Regions from separate parts of the Homo sapiens genome. Here all the other regions are linked to region 1. Evidence: read pairs that join two places in POLR2A ChIA-PET (ENCODE). Cell type or tissue: MCF 10A. All regions are shown on one strand. Each heading gives the region's core, and the rest is flanking DNA. Links, peaks and the distances in the headings are about the cores only.

Region 1 (4,000 bases), core at 1-4,000:
TCTCTTCTTGACATGGCTTTCCTTTAACAGCTCAGCTTTGCTATAGTCCAAGGATAGCACCACTCTACCCAAGAGTGAAAGAGACAACTCACTCAGAGATTCCCAGCGAGCCCCTCTAGGGCAATTAGGCTAATAATTAGCCAGTTGCAACTAGAAGCTTATTGTTAGTCTTTGCAATCAGGAAGCATGAAGGTTGCATTCTGAACTGAGAAACTTCAACATAGTACTTTTTTTAAAAAAAATGTATCGTAGTTTCATTTAAGGCACTGTGTATTTGCAGCAGAAAAAGACAAACATCATTTGACTTAGCTTAGAATTTGTGATGTTTCTGAATGTTGAATTTACCCTTCAAAGTCATAAATTGGAGAATGCAGGGAAAGGTCTATTCACCCTTGTACTTAAATCCCTGACATTGATGGAAAAAGATGCCTCTGTGTTTCTGAGCCCAATAAAAGACAATTTTGGAGAGGTAAATGTGGGGATATATGGAGTGGGGGGAAGAGGAACAAGGCTTGACTGACTTCTTTAAACACCCCTGGCAGTAATTTTCATCCCTCCTGGGGTTTGTCTTTGGATTAGAGACTGTTCCACCGTGGTGTCTGGATGCCCTAATCTCATAGCCAGTTCTCCTGGGAGGATGGTGCAGCTGTGCCCTGTTGCACAAGGGCACCCAGCCCAGGGTGCTCTTGGTGGGAGGAGGCTGTGTCAGCCCAGAGGAAGGGTCACCTCTCCCTAAATTACAGTAGCTCCCTAAATCACTCCAGAGTGAGAGCCCCTAGGTGTCCTGCATGACTCATATACTGTTCTGAGACAAAGGCGGTTGTCTTTGTTTGGGATCTGCCAGGAATTCATGTAATCATGTTGATGTCTCCAGTCATGATGTGTCCCACTTCTTATCACCTACACATCTTCAGAAGAGGATATTATTCCAATGACAATTCTATCAACATGAAATCGATCATGCAGATGCCAGTGTCCTTTGTGTCCATTTCTCACAGTCTTCTACATCTGCGCTGAAATCAGTTTTTCTTTAGTGTTGTTATTGTTGTTTTTTCATTGGGAAAGGATTAAGCATTGAGGTGTTGCTTGACTTTGGAAATTGGGTGGGGTGGCATTTGGAAATGCAAATTTTCACTGAAGCATTTCAACTCGATAGAAAGGATAGAATAGGGAAACAGAGGGTATCCACATGGAACTTGCTTTCAAAGTCTCACTTGGCAATTTACTTTTATTGATGAAATTCAGAGTTTATGTTTCAAATCTAAGTATTTCCTCTTGAAAGTAACTTAATCAAAAGCAGTTGATAATAGCAGGTTAATTACCTTGAGTCTTTGCACTGGAAAAACTGGCTGGGTCACCCCATTACACAACCATCTATTATGATTATATGATGACTCATTATCACGAAGACAATCTTGTGCCATTTAAATCAGCAGGATTCCATTTCTTCACCAGAGAACTATCTCTAAATACACACACGCATGCTCACACACTTCTGAGTTTCCCTTTGTTTATTTTTGCAGCCAACAAAGTATGTTTTCGAGGTTAACAACGAAGCACAGGATAGTACAAGTGGAAGATCATTAACATGACTGGATAGGAACCTCTTTTAATTTCCCTTTCTTGGCTTTTTCCACACCCTAGGTGGATTACACTCACCCTGACACACCTAGAAAATACACCCAGATACCAGAATTGCAAAATTCAGGAAGAATGCACTGCACACTGTATCCAGGCAAGCCAAGCTCACCTAAAAATGGTCTCAAAAAGCAAAGGGCTCTGACCATCGACTGATGGGGTTGCAAGCCCAGCCTGTCTGCAGGAATTTTTAAATCTGAAACCACACTACAGAAATTATTTTATATATTACTTATTTTTAAAACTCAACTGTAAAAATAAGTGTTGCAGGAAGAGTGAGGAAGAGGGAATTTAAAAGAGGAAGTTGGGACTGAATCTATTCGTTCCAACCTCCCTAAGCAATCCACTTATTGATCAGTGCTTCCAACTCAAGGAATATTTAAAATTTTTTAATTAAAGAAAAAATTCTATCAATCAGAGAATCTTGAAGGTAGGGGGATCATTTACAATCATTTTACAGGTGAGGATATTGAGACCAGCAGGGAGATGACCTGCCCAAGCCTGCACAGATAGCAAGGACCAAAGTTGGGATGAGACTCAAATATGCCCTTTCAGATGTGCTTATAAAAACAAGTCAGTGTTCACATTTACTGTATTAATAGGAATGTCTTTCAGGGGGAGTTTACAGAAAAAAAAAATAAACCGAATTAAGTTATGATGACTATATTTTCCATTGTTTTCATTTCCTTAAAAAAGGAAAGGCTGTTGAACTTGTGAGTTCTGCAGTCTATGGTTTTGAAGCTAAGTTATTACACACAAGCTACCTTGTGTGAACATGGAAAGACCTTGATATATTACTTCTTTGTTACAATCAGCAGTAAGTGCCACTTAGCATGTCTGGCTACTTACAGAGTGAAATAATTGCTTAGGAACCTAGAACTGCTTATTTAAAGGGTGGGAACTCAATATTTAATTACTGAACCAAAAAGCACCTCAGCTTTACTGTGGGAAATCTCATGCAATGCACTGTTAGCCTTCAGGTGGTTTCTCAGCCCAATTCTTCATTACTCTCCAGAATCCTCTGGAACTTCCCTTCTGTTATGACATAAAGGTATCTGTCTTGGTGAATCTGGATCAACAAGGAATGGCAGATCTCTATACTAGAACAAGGCTGAAGGAAGCAGACCATTTCTGCAAAATAAGAGTTTATCTTTGTCATAAATACTTTAGGTTGACATGGTTCTATTATATCAGGCTCGTTGGTCCCAGGAGGTTGCATTTTTCCTAAATGTGCGCCGTTAAGGTATTGTGTGATTGAGGAGGGGAAGAAGGCTGGATGGGAAATCATGCAAAGACAAGTGCATGTGGTAGAGAAGCTTATAAACGGAGTCATTTTCATGTTTAACAGGAGACCACGTTTCTTAATCTCTAGATATCCAGTATCTTCTTGAATGAGCTGTGGTATCACTTTAAAAGATGGGATTTTTAACATTTTTAATGACCACTTCAAATTCTCCACCAGCCACGGCATAGTTGTGTGGGTTTTTCTTTTCAATTTTGGTATAATCACCCAGATTACATTTCTCTATGAGAAACATTCACCTCGCATTTTGAAAAGCATAGAAAAATTCACTGCCAAGGACTAGCTGGCCAACAGTAGCCCTAGGGAGATATATTTCCGTTCTCCCACCCAGCCTCTCTGCACCCATCCTCACAATGACATACACCATAGTGGAAGTAACATATGACTTATGGTGGGAAAAAAAATAACAAATGATAAAATGGGAAGGAGGGCAAGGGGAAAATAGAGAGACTGCTACCCCACCACCTGAATGGAAGGGGACCCCAGCACAAGGAGGAGGCTTCAGCTACACTGCACACATGTCCCCCGGGTGTCTGAACCTGCCAGAAATCTCTTAGTCCATTTTCCTCTGGTTGATAGCACTGCAGAGAAATTGTTTAATGTGTGTCTAGGGTATTGTTCATTGAGGAAAAGTTCAGGGAATAGACTATTAGAATTCATTAATCTCCACTCAAAAATTGGTTTTGGACACCTAAAATGAGCAAGGCCCTTAAAACTTCAAACAAAAAAACAAACAAAAACCACTTTTCATTATATCCCATGTTCTTATTACCCATTTTTTTTTTAATTCCTTTCCCCAGATTTGAAAAATGGAAAAACTACAAACTGGAAACAAGTTTAGAATACCTGGTTTATTGGGAAAACTTCATAATGAAAACTACAATTAGCTTTTTCCACAACTTACAAAATAATAATCTGATATTTAAAATGAATTGGTTTTCATTATGTAAGTCGAAATGGTAAAAAATCATAATGACCTATCCGATGCATCATATATATGCTATTCAGAGAAACTCAAATCCCCGAATTCTCCTGTGGCATGTTTTATATCAGACATTT
Region 2 (5,401 bases), core at 816-4,815, 380 kb after region 1:
AGTTGTGTTTGGAGATTTGAGAAGGTGTGAAATATTACTTGGGAGAGTGGAAGAATGAACTGATGAGTTAATATAGTAGGACTGCTAGGCAGCACTTGAGGCTTGAGGTCATACATTTACAGTGAAATATACCTTGGCGTTCTTCTCTAGCCTCATTTAACTAACCAATCAGGCTTTAGTGCAAAGCAGGGAAAAGGTGGATCAAACTGGAGTTGGGTTCTTTGCCAGGAAAGTGGCAGAAGAAGAAAGGAGCCAGCAGAGTTGAAAATGTGGGCAAAGAAGTGAGTGCAATGGCAGGCCATGTAATATAAGCCAAGGAAGGATGAGTGTGTAGATGAAGAGGGCAGGGTTAATGGGTGAGAATTTCTCAGGGGGTGAAATAATTTTTGTAATGAGATTCTAGAGAGACCAAGCTAGAAAAATAGCAGATGGAGTTATCCTCAACTCTTCTTTGTCTCATAACTTAAGCGAATCCTGCAGGATTCACTTTCCAAATAAACCTAGAAACACCACCACTGCCACTCTGGTCCCAGCCACCCTTGGCTATCACTTGCCTGGATTATTGCAAGGGCCTATTGTCTTGTCTCTGTGCTTCTGTCTTCCACTCTCTATGGTCTAATTTTCCTACAGACCAATCCCGTTAAATAATCAATCAGATCATGTTACTTCCCTGCTCAACTCCTCCAGTGACTCCCCATCTCACCCAGGAGCAACTAATCCAAAATCTTTACTATGGCTAATTAGGTCCTATGTGATCTGGTCCTTGGTTATTTCCTCCAAAGTCATTATCGCCACTCTTCCCCTTGCTCAGTGCCCACTTGCTCTGGTGTGTGGCTATTCTTCTCGCAGGATAACTAAAATAAGGTTTCCAGGCCTTCCCATGTGCGATGTTCTTTTTTTTTTTTTTTTTTAAAGTTTTATTTTTTATTTTACTTTAAGTTCTGGGATACATGAGCTGAACGTGCAGGTTTGTTACATAGGTATACATGTGCCATGGTGGTTTGCTGCACCTATCAACCCGTCGTCTAGGTTTTAAGCCCCACATGCATTAGGTATTTGCCCTAATGCTCTCCCTCCCCTTTGTCCCCACCCCGCTGACAGGCCCCGGTGTGTGATGTTCCCCTCCCTGTGTCCATGTGTTCTCACTGCTCAACTCCCACTTGTGTGACGTTCTTATATGTCACTCGGTAGTCTGCTCTAATGATGACTCTCAGAGTCCTTCTTGGACACTCAATCTAAAATGGCAGTCCTGTTGCTCTAGAACTCCCCTTACCATTGTTTTATTTACCTTCATAACACGTATCACCACCTGGTGTTGTATGATGCTTGTTTGTTCACCATGATCTTTCCTTCAACAGAAGTGGCTTTGGTTCACTTGATGGCTTCTCAGGACTTAGAACAATGCTTGGCATATTGGCAAGACTGAATAAATATTTACTCAGTAAATGAATGAGGGGGTGAGCAAGATGGTGGCCGCGCACGAGGTCAGGTGTTCAGCTATCCTCACCGCTATCTGGTCCTCGATCTCACTCCGTTGTTTCTGATGGGAAGCAGTACAGTTATACCTGGGCACCAGGGGCAGCCTGACAGAGGCTGAGAGGCTGCTGGCCGCCAGCTTGGCCATCACGGCCGGCACCGTCCTCCTCTCTGCCCACTTCCTGCTTTGGCAGACCCTGGTGTCGTGGGCGGACTGGGCCCTCAGCGCCACACTCCTGGAGCTCCACGGCCTGGAGGCCATCTTGCAGGTGGTCGCCATCGCTGCCTTCGCCAGGCACTTCTGAAGACAGGTCAGGGCAGGAAGGCCGAGGATGGGAGCGCTGCAGAAGACAGCAGCCCTAGGCCGCTGGAGAACAGCTGCAGTGCTTAAATTCTGAGCCTCAGTCCACTAACATCTCAGCAGCATTTGCACTTAGCGCTAAACAAATTCTGTCTCTGTGATTTTTTTTTTCCATTTCTAGATTTACTATAAGTGATCCTTAAAAAGTATCTAATCTGTTATTTTATAGTAGCTTTCCTTCACTTGTTTTAATTGTGTGTTTTCGCTGTTTGGAATAATTACGTTCAAATAGCTAGATATTTTCTCTTCACTTTTTTTTTTCTTTTCTTTTTTTTTTTTTTTGAGACAGAGTCTGGCTCTGTCACCCAGGCTGGAGTGCAGTGGCATGATCTCGGCTCACTGCAACCTCTGCCTCGCAGGTTCAAGTGATTCTCCTGCCTCAGCCTCTCTAGTAGCTGAGATTACAGGTGCGTGCCACCACGCCTCGCTAATTTTTGTATTTTTAGTAGAGACAGGGTTTCACCATGTTGTCCAGGTTGGTCTCAAACTCCTGGCCTCAGGTGATCCACCCACCTCAGCCTCCCAAAGTGCTGGGATTACAGGCATGAGCCACCTTGCCTGGCTCTCTTCACTGTATGTTTTACATAAAGCAATATGTATGCCTTCAAAAAAAAAAAAAAAAAGAATGAATAAACTGCTTGTTCAAAAAGCTCACAGAGTACAATAATACCCTAGGCCTTCACATTCACTCACCACACTCACTGAGTCACCCAGAACAACTTCATACCCTAGGCCTTCACATTCATTCACCACACTCACTGACTCACCCAGAACAACTTCCAGTCCTGCAAGCTCACAGGGAACAATCTTACTCCACTCCCCACTTTCTACATAAGGAAATTAATGCCTTAAAGGGGTGTGATGCATCCAAAGAAACACAGCAAGTGGCAGAATTAAACTTGAAACTGATCTCCTAACTCTGAATGCCACCATCTCCTAACTAACTCCCTTCCTCATCATTCACACAACTACACTTTTGGTCTCAGTCCTCAGTGCCGTTTTGCCTGTTGCAACAGCCCCACAACTATTCTTCTTACATACTTTACCCTCTCTGGATCCCTCCCCCATTTCCTGACTATCCAAGTCAGAAGAATTTCTTTTTCACCTAGTACTGTATGCCAAACACTTATAACAGCAGGTTATATATAATGCTTTTTATTCTACTTAGTTCTCCCTACCCTGGAGAGCTATAAAATCCTTAAGGCATGTAGAGATATCTTATTAATCTTTGCATTTTGCAGCATCTGATATATCTCCTACACTTTTTTTTCTTTTCTTTTTTTTTTTTTTTTTGAGACAGAGTCTAGCTCTGTCGCCTAGGCTGGAGTGCAGGGGCATGATCTTGGCTCACTGCAACCTCTGCCTCCTGGGTTCAAGCAATTCTCCTGCCTCAGCCTCCCGAGTAGCTGGGATTACAGGTGCCTGCCACCATGCCCAGCTAATTTTTGTATTTTTAGTAGAGACGGGGTTTTACCATGTTGTCCAGGCTGGTCTCAAACTCCTGACCTTAGGTGATACACCCACCTCGGACTTCCAAAGTGCTGGGATTACAGGCGTGTGCCACTGCGCCTGGCCCCACATACACTCCTTTTTGGGGGGGGGGCAGGGGGGAACAGAGTCTTGCTTAGTTGCCCAGGCTGGAGTGCAGTGGTGCGATCTCAGCTCACTGCAAGCTCCGCCTCCCGGGTTCACGCCATCCTCCTGCCTCAGTCTCCCGAATAGCTGGGACTACAGGCACCCGCCACCATGCCCAGCCAATTTTTTTTGTATTTTTAGTACAGACAGGGTTTCACCATGTTAGCCAGGATGATCTCAATCTCCTGACCTTGTGATCCACCCGCCTCAGCCTCCCGAAGTGCTGGGATTACAGGCGTGAGCCACCACGCCTGGCCACTGGCCCCACATACACTCTTAAGAAACATTTATTGCACTGGCTGCTTTCTGTTTCTAAAACATTCTTCCAGAAATGAATGATTTTTCTGTTTCTAAAATGTTCTTCCAGAAATGCTCATTCTTTCAATCCCAATCACCTCTATGCTGAGTAAGGCCTATCCTTTTCATTTAACATTGCAACCGTCCCTCCAGTTTATTTTACTCGAGCATATGCCACTTTCTAACAGAGCAAAATTACTTACAGTCATGTGCAGCATAATGACATTTCAGTCAACAACAGGCCGCATATATGATGGTGGTCCCATAAGATCATAACGGAGCTGAGAAATTTCTATTGCCTAGTGATGTTGCAGCCATCATAACACAGCACAACGCATTACTCTTGCTTGTGGTGATGCTGGTGTAAACAAACCCACTGCCCTGAGAGTCATATAAAAATATGACACATATAAAAATATGAGGCCCGGCTCAGTGGCTCACACCTGTAATCTCAGCACTTTGGGAGGCTAAGGCGGGTGGATCACCTGAGATCAGGAGTTTGAGACCAGCCTGGACAACATGGTGAAACCCCGTCTCTACTAAAAATCTACTAAGTATTGCTGGAACCCAGGAGGCAGTGGTTGCAGTGAGCTGAGATCGTGCCACTGCACTCCAGCCTGCGTGACAAGAGTGAAACTCCATCTCAAAACCAACAAAAAAACAAAATATGACACAATTATGCATAATACATCATACTTGATAATGATAACAAGTGACTATGCTACTGGTTTATGTATTTACCATACTATATTTTTTGTTATTTTATTTTATTTTATATATATATATTTTTTTGAGACGGAATCTCGCTGTCGCCCAGGCTGGAGTGCAGTGGCGCGATCTCGGCTCACTGCCGGCTCCGCCCCCCGGGTTCACGCCATTCTCCTGCCTCAGCCTCCCGAGTAGCTGGGACCGCAGGTGCCCGCCACCTCGCCTGGCTAATTTTTTGTATTTTTAGTAGAGACGGGGTTTTGCCGTGTTAGCCAGGATGGTCTCGATCTCCTGACCTCATGATCCGCCCGCCTCGGCCTCCCAAAGTGCTGGGATTACAGGCGTAAGCCACCACGCCCGGCCAGTATTTTTTGTTATTTTAGAAGGTATTCCTACTTATGAAAAAAACTTAACTGTAAAACAGCCTCAGGCCGGTCCTTCAGAAAATATTCCAGAAGTGGGTATTGTTATCATAGGAGATAACAGCTTCATGGGTGTTATTGCCCCGAGGAACTTCCAGTAGGACAAGATGTGGAGGGGAAGACAGTGATATTGATGCTGCTGACCCTGTATCCTGTGTAGGCCAAGGCTAATATGTGTGCTTGTGTCTTAGTGTTTAATAAAAAAGTTTAAAAAGGAAAACATTTTAAATAGAAAAATGGTTACATAATAAGGATATAAAGAAAATATCTTTGTACAGCTATACAATGTATTTATGTTTTAAGCTGTGTTATTACAAAACAGTCAAAAAGTTTAAAAAATTTAAAAGCTTACAAAGTAAAAAAGTTACAATAAGCTAAGGCTAATTTACTATTGAAGAAAGAAACATATTTCTTTTTTGTAGAGATGGGTTCTCAGTTTGTTGCCCAGGCTAGTCTTGAATTCCTGGACTCATGCAATCCTCCCACCTTGGCCTCTCAGAGT
Region 3 (5,401 bases), core at 762-4,761, 370 kb after region 1:
CCACATCCATATTATTAAGTAACTTTAATTGTTCATTCTTTTTTTCTTTTGAGACGGAGTCTCACTCTGTCGCCCAGGCTAGAGTGCAGTGTAGTGGCGCAATCTTGGCTCACTGCATCTCCGCCTCCCAGGTTCAAGCAATTCTCCTGCCTCAGCCTCCCAAGTAGCTGGGATTACAGGCACGTGCCACCATGCCTGGCTAATTTTTGTATTTTTAGTAGAGATGGGGTTTCACCACATTGGCCAGGCTGGTCTCAAACTCTTGACCTCAGGTAATCCGCCCGCCTCAGCCTCCAAAGTGTTGGGATTACAAGCGTGAGCCACCATGCCCAGCCTAATTGTTCATTCTTTCATATGTATTATATTAGTCCCTTTACCTCAAATCTAATTGCTTTATCAAGAGCTTTAAACTTTCTTTTGTTGTTGTTGTTTTTGAGATGAGGTCTTGCCCTCTTGCCCAGGCTAGAGTGCAGCACAGTGATTACAGCTCATGGCAGCCTCAGATTCCTGGGCTCAAGCAATCCTCCTGCCTCAGTTTCCCAAGTAGCTGGGAGTATGGATGTGCATCAGCGTCCCTGGCTAATTTATTTATTTTTCATTTATTTTTATTGTATTATTATTTTTTTGAGACAGGGTCTCACTCTGTTACCCAGGCTAGAGTGCAGTGGCAGAATCACAACTCACTGCAGACTCAAACTCCTGGGTTCAAGCGATCCTCCCACCTCAGCCTCCCGAGTAACTAGGATGACCGGCACAAGCCACCATGCCCAGCTAATTTTTGAAAACTTTCTGTAGAGACAGGGTCCTGCACATTGCCCAGGCTGGTCTTGAACTCCTAGGCTCAAGCCATCCTCCTGCCTCAGCTGCCAAAGTGCTGGAATTACAGGCTTGAGCCACTGCACCAGGCCCTAAGAGCTCTAAACTTTCTTATCACACAGTGAATTAAAATATTTTGGATCTTAACTATCCCATATTAAGCGATCCTTTCCTCAAATGAAAGAAAATACTTAATTAGAACATATATGTTTAAACTGATACAGTAAGTTGTTTGTAATCATATTTTAGAATAACAAATTATGTATTAAAATCATATAACATAATGAATATTCAAGAACTCACTACTCAACCCATGACCTAAAATATTACTAAAAACCTGCATCTCCCTCCATGCCCCATCCCATCTCCCTACTTCCCCAGAGGTGACCACTAGCCTGAATTTTGTGTTCCTAATTACTCCTTGTTATATGTGTGCGTGTGTGTGTGTGCGTGCGTGCATAAACTTGCTTTGACTTTTACAAAAATAGTATTATTCTCTTTGTGTTTTTCTTACTATTATCTTTCTAAGACACATCCATGTAGTTGTGTGAAACTGTAATTCATTCATTTCACTGGGGTATACATTCCACTCCAGTACTAATTTATTCACATTTTTTATTGATGGACAATTGGGTTGTAAAAGATGCTCTTTGTATTATCTCAACAATGCAAAACTCCCCATAAGAGAATGAGAATGGTTAGGAGGAAAGGACTGTGGCAAAGGCTCTACTCCCCATACAGTCATTACTGGGGGAAAAACATGAGCTCTAGAGTCGTAAGTCTAGGTTTAAATCCTGGTTTTGCTTTTAGGGGTGATAGATGTGTTCACTCTCTTGATTATGGTAATGGTCTCCTGTGTGTATACATATGTCAAAATTTATTAAGTTGTATACTTTAAATATGTATAGATTATTTTATGTAAGTTATACTTCAATAAAAGGCGTTTTAATAAAGAAAGATCTTGTTTCAGTATTTAAAAACTATGTGATCTTAGGCAAGTGATCTAATCTCTCCAAGATACAGTTTTCTCATCCATGATATGGGCATAATCAAAGCTACTTTGCATGGTTGCAATAAATACTGAATATATTCACATACAGCACTGAGCACAGTCCCTGGCGCCTGAGCCTTTCCATGTGCCAAGTGCTTGGCATCATACTGGAAACACAGAGATCAACAAGATAGGGATGCTGTCCATTAATCTAGAAGAGAAGGCAGGTATAAACAGACCCTGATTATAGAGTAGTGGGATGGAAACAGCAAGAGAAACTGGAATGGGTCATTGGAGACATTCTCACTGGTTTGCAGGCAAAAAGGCGTGGGAATGACAGACCCCAATTTTCTCATTTTTGTCTGCAATGGCATGGAATAAGAAGGTGCCATAACTGCAGAGCAGTGAGCATTGACTCATTTGTGTTTCTACAGTTTCCTGAAATTACTCACAGAGACCCAGTAACACATGATTGGACATGGAGTAATCACTTCTCGACTGTAAGCTGCCCTAGGCCAAGAATGGGATCCATATACTGAGACCAAGTAGCACTTAAAAACTTTTTTGGGGGAAAAAAAAATTGAGTGAAGCATACCAGACAAGTCAAAGAGGAATAAGAGATGACAAAATTGGGCATAATGAGGAGGAATTGAGGTAACTGAGTAATCTTGCCCTTTTGCTTAACCAGCATGGTGCGATGAAAAGAAATGAGCTGCAAGGAGCCCCGCCTTCACATGCTCCCTGCAAGGAGCCCCGCCTTCACATGCTCCCTGCAAGGAGCCCCGCCTTCACATGCTCCCTGCAAGGAGCCCCGCCTTCGCATGCTTCCTGGTGCTTTCGAGCTATGTGATCTTGAGAAAGCCATTTCATATTTCTGAGTCTCCATTTCCAGATTAAAATAATAGTAATAGCTATTAAAATAATCTGTTTCATGGGGCTGTTTGTGGAAAATAAGATCTAATTTGTGAAAAAGTTCTATATCCTAACGTGTACCCCGATGAACAAGCTAGCAATAGCATAAACACTGGTAGTGCCACACCTAGATAACCTGTAAAGCCATGACAATCAGAAATTCGTCAGTAGCTGCTGAAACCTCTCAAATTTATTGCCTTGGGCAGGAAATTCTATGTGGGTGGAACAAAAGACGAGATGATTGGGAGAGTGGCCAAATTTTTATAAAAACAGACATTGTCTATTGAATCATTTTCTTTGAAGCGTGGTTTGAAATACCAATCAGCTTAACAATACTTATCATCATCATCTGAGCATCTAGTCTGTGCCAGGCACTGTGCTAAGGGTTTCACAAACATTAATTTACTTCAACCTCACACCAACTCTCCAAGGTAGGTTAGGGTAACTATGTAATTTTATCGAAACCAGAACACCTCTGAGAGTGAAAGGGGGTGCAATTAATAATTACACAGAATAACAGCTGTAAACCAGGGCTGTTCTAAGCAAACCGGAACATGTGGTTTTTATCTCTTTACAGTTGAGGAACCTGAACCTCACAGACGAAAGCAACTTATCCAAGGCCACTGAGCTCTGACAGGTGGAAAAGCTGCCCCAAACCTACGCTCTCAAGCATCATGTTAAATAAGCCTCCTGTGTTTACAGGTATGGCAGCAAGGTTACTGCCTTTTCTTCAAAGTCTTCCTTTGATTTAAATATTTCTTATCAACAAAGCCTAAAACAGAAGCTGACATGCCAGTTCAAAGAATAACAGGAAACAGGGAAATTTCGATTTCTGTCACGACTATTAAAGCCAACTGTTTACTGCCAAAAATCTAGATCTAATACATCTCTTTAGGGGTGAATTTTACACAAGAGATTGCATAACTCATGATTGATATCCTTTCTGCTAAGACAATGGGGATTCTGTGAAGGTTTCCCAGATTCAGTGAACGTATCATCAAATATAACTTCCGATAATGGCAGGTGGAAAAATTCCCTATCGACTCACAGTAAGTATTTTCGCACTGATAACTGACCTGCCTTCAAATGCAAGAACCTCTTTGGCAGTACTTGGCATATGCTGAAAACTGAAAAGAGAAAAAAGTCAAAAACAGTACACAAAGCAATGGTGTACTCTTTGATTTCAGAGTTGAATGAAAAGGTATTTTCTGGAATTTCTTTCTTTCTTTTTTTTTTTTTGGAGATGGAGTCTCACTTACTCTGCCGCCCAGGCTGGAGTGGAGTGGTGCGATCTCAGCTCACTGCAACCTCCACCTCCCAGATTCAAGCAATTCTCCTGCCTCAGCCTGAGTAGCTGGGACTACAGGTGCATGCCACCACGCCTGGCTAATTTTTATATTTTCAGTAGAGACAGGGTTTCACCATGTTGGCCAGGCTAGTCTGGAACTCCTGACTTCAAGGGATCCGCCTGCCTCAGCCTCCCAAAGTGCTGGGATTACAGGCACACACTACCATGCCTGGCTTATTTTCTGGAATTTCTAAATTGCTTTGCCAACAGTATTTTTTTCAATGCATCATGTTTATGTTTAGATGATATGCATAACATATACAATTGGAAATATTTTCAACAATTTTCTTCTTGCTACACTATATTCCCACTTTGAACATCAAAGATATGTGTGGATCTCGTTAGCAAAACATCTTTCTTCATAACATAACACATAGAGTCCTACTTGGTGTTTCACATTAGGATAATGAAGATAATTATTCTAGAACAATTAGCCAGAGTAAATAACCAGAATCGACGTCCTCTAGGTTCTCTTTTCTAATTTATATGTCCTTAACCTTTGCCATATTAGCAACTCATCTTAAGCACATAATGGATTTTTAATATTTGTTGAATGCAAATTAGATGATTTTTGTAAGAAATACCTCTTTTAAAGTCAATAATTTGTTAACTCATGCATCCCTTCTTCCATATAGTCACTGCTCTTTGTAACACACCCCTCCCCTCAACACCTACTAGGAAATACAAAATAAAAGGTTTTCCAGATCGAATTTCCCTTCCAAATTGACTCCTACACACTCTATATTTAAAATGATCCCCTTTGGGAGGCCGAGGTGGGCGGATCACGAGGTCAGGAGCCCAAGACCAGCCTGGTCAACATAGTGAAACCCCGTCTCTACTAAAAATACAAAAATTAGCTGGGCATGGTGGCACGTGCCTGTGGTCCCAGCTACTCGGGAGGCTGAGGCAGGAGAATCTCTTGAACCCAGGAGGTGGAGGTTGTGGTGAGTCAAGATTGTGCCACTGTACTCCAGACTAGGTAACAGAGTGAAACTCCAACTGAAAAAAAAAAAAAAAAAAATCCCAACTGTTAGGGTGATGTTAAGAACATGAACCACGGTTAGGAGTCTTAGTCTTAACACGGAAGACCATACTGCTGGCCTGGAGCCCCTTTCAACAGTTACTGGATTCCCACTTGATTTCAAATGATAGCTTGATGATCTACTAAATCCCATGAAGATTTAGGTCTATTTCTAGACTTCTATTCTGTTTTTAATATTCTGTTATACTGGTTTGCACATTCAGCTGCCACAATGGAGGAATCCCTAACTCTATGTTCTCATACCGGGTCAAGTCAGTTCTTCCTTACTGCTCTCTTGTTTTACAGCTTTCCT

What was found. Peaks named below come from ENCODE experiments on the same cell type or tissue, not always from the same donor. Only the 100,000 strongest peaks of a DNase experiment are listed, where the experiment ranks them.
Region 2: POLR2A ChIA-PET joins it to region 1 with 5 read pairs; 1 of 35 experiments calls an interaction of 5 or more read pairs at or near these places.
Region 3: POLR2A ChIA-PET joins it to region 1 with 5 read pairs; 1 of 35 experiments calls an interaction of 5 or more read pairs at or near these places.

Annotation. Positions count from the first base shown.
Region 1 is chr6:138,087,009-138,091,008 of GRCh38, forward strand. It overlaps PERP (p53 apoptosis effector related to PMP22), which reads right to left. Exons shown (of 3, transcript NM_022121.5): 3 at 1,497-4,000. Among named protein-coding and RNA genes, the nearest start is that of PERP, 18 kb to the right of the region's middle. RefSeq lists an enhancer at 74-1,273. In MCF 10A, for the core only: no CTCF peak of the experiment used is centred there; DNase peaks (open chromatin) are centred at 753 and 1,503.
Region 2 is chr6:138,462,612-138,468,012 of GRCh38, forward strand. The region is part of intron 3 of NHSL1 (NHS like 1); the gene reads right to left. Among named protein-coding and RNA genes, the nearest start is that of MIR3145, 30 kb to the left of the region's middle. In MCF 10A, for the core only: no CTCF peak of the experiment used is centred there; a DNase peak (open chromatin) is centred at 2,600.
Region 3 is chr6:138,452,939-138,458,339 of GRCh38, forward strand. All of the region lies in intron 3 of NHSL1 (NHS like 1), which reads right to left. Among named protein-coding and RNA genes, the nearest start is that of MIR3145, 20 kb to the left of the region's middle. In MCF 10A, for the core only: no CTCF peak of the experiment used is centred there; DNase peaks (open chromatin) are centred at 2,293, 2,573 and 2,953.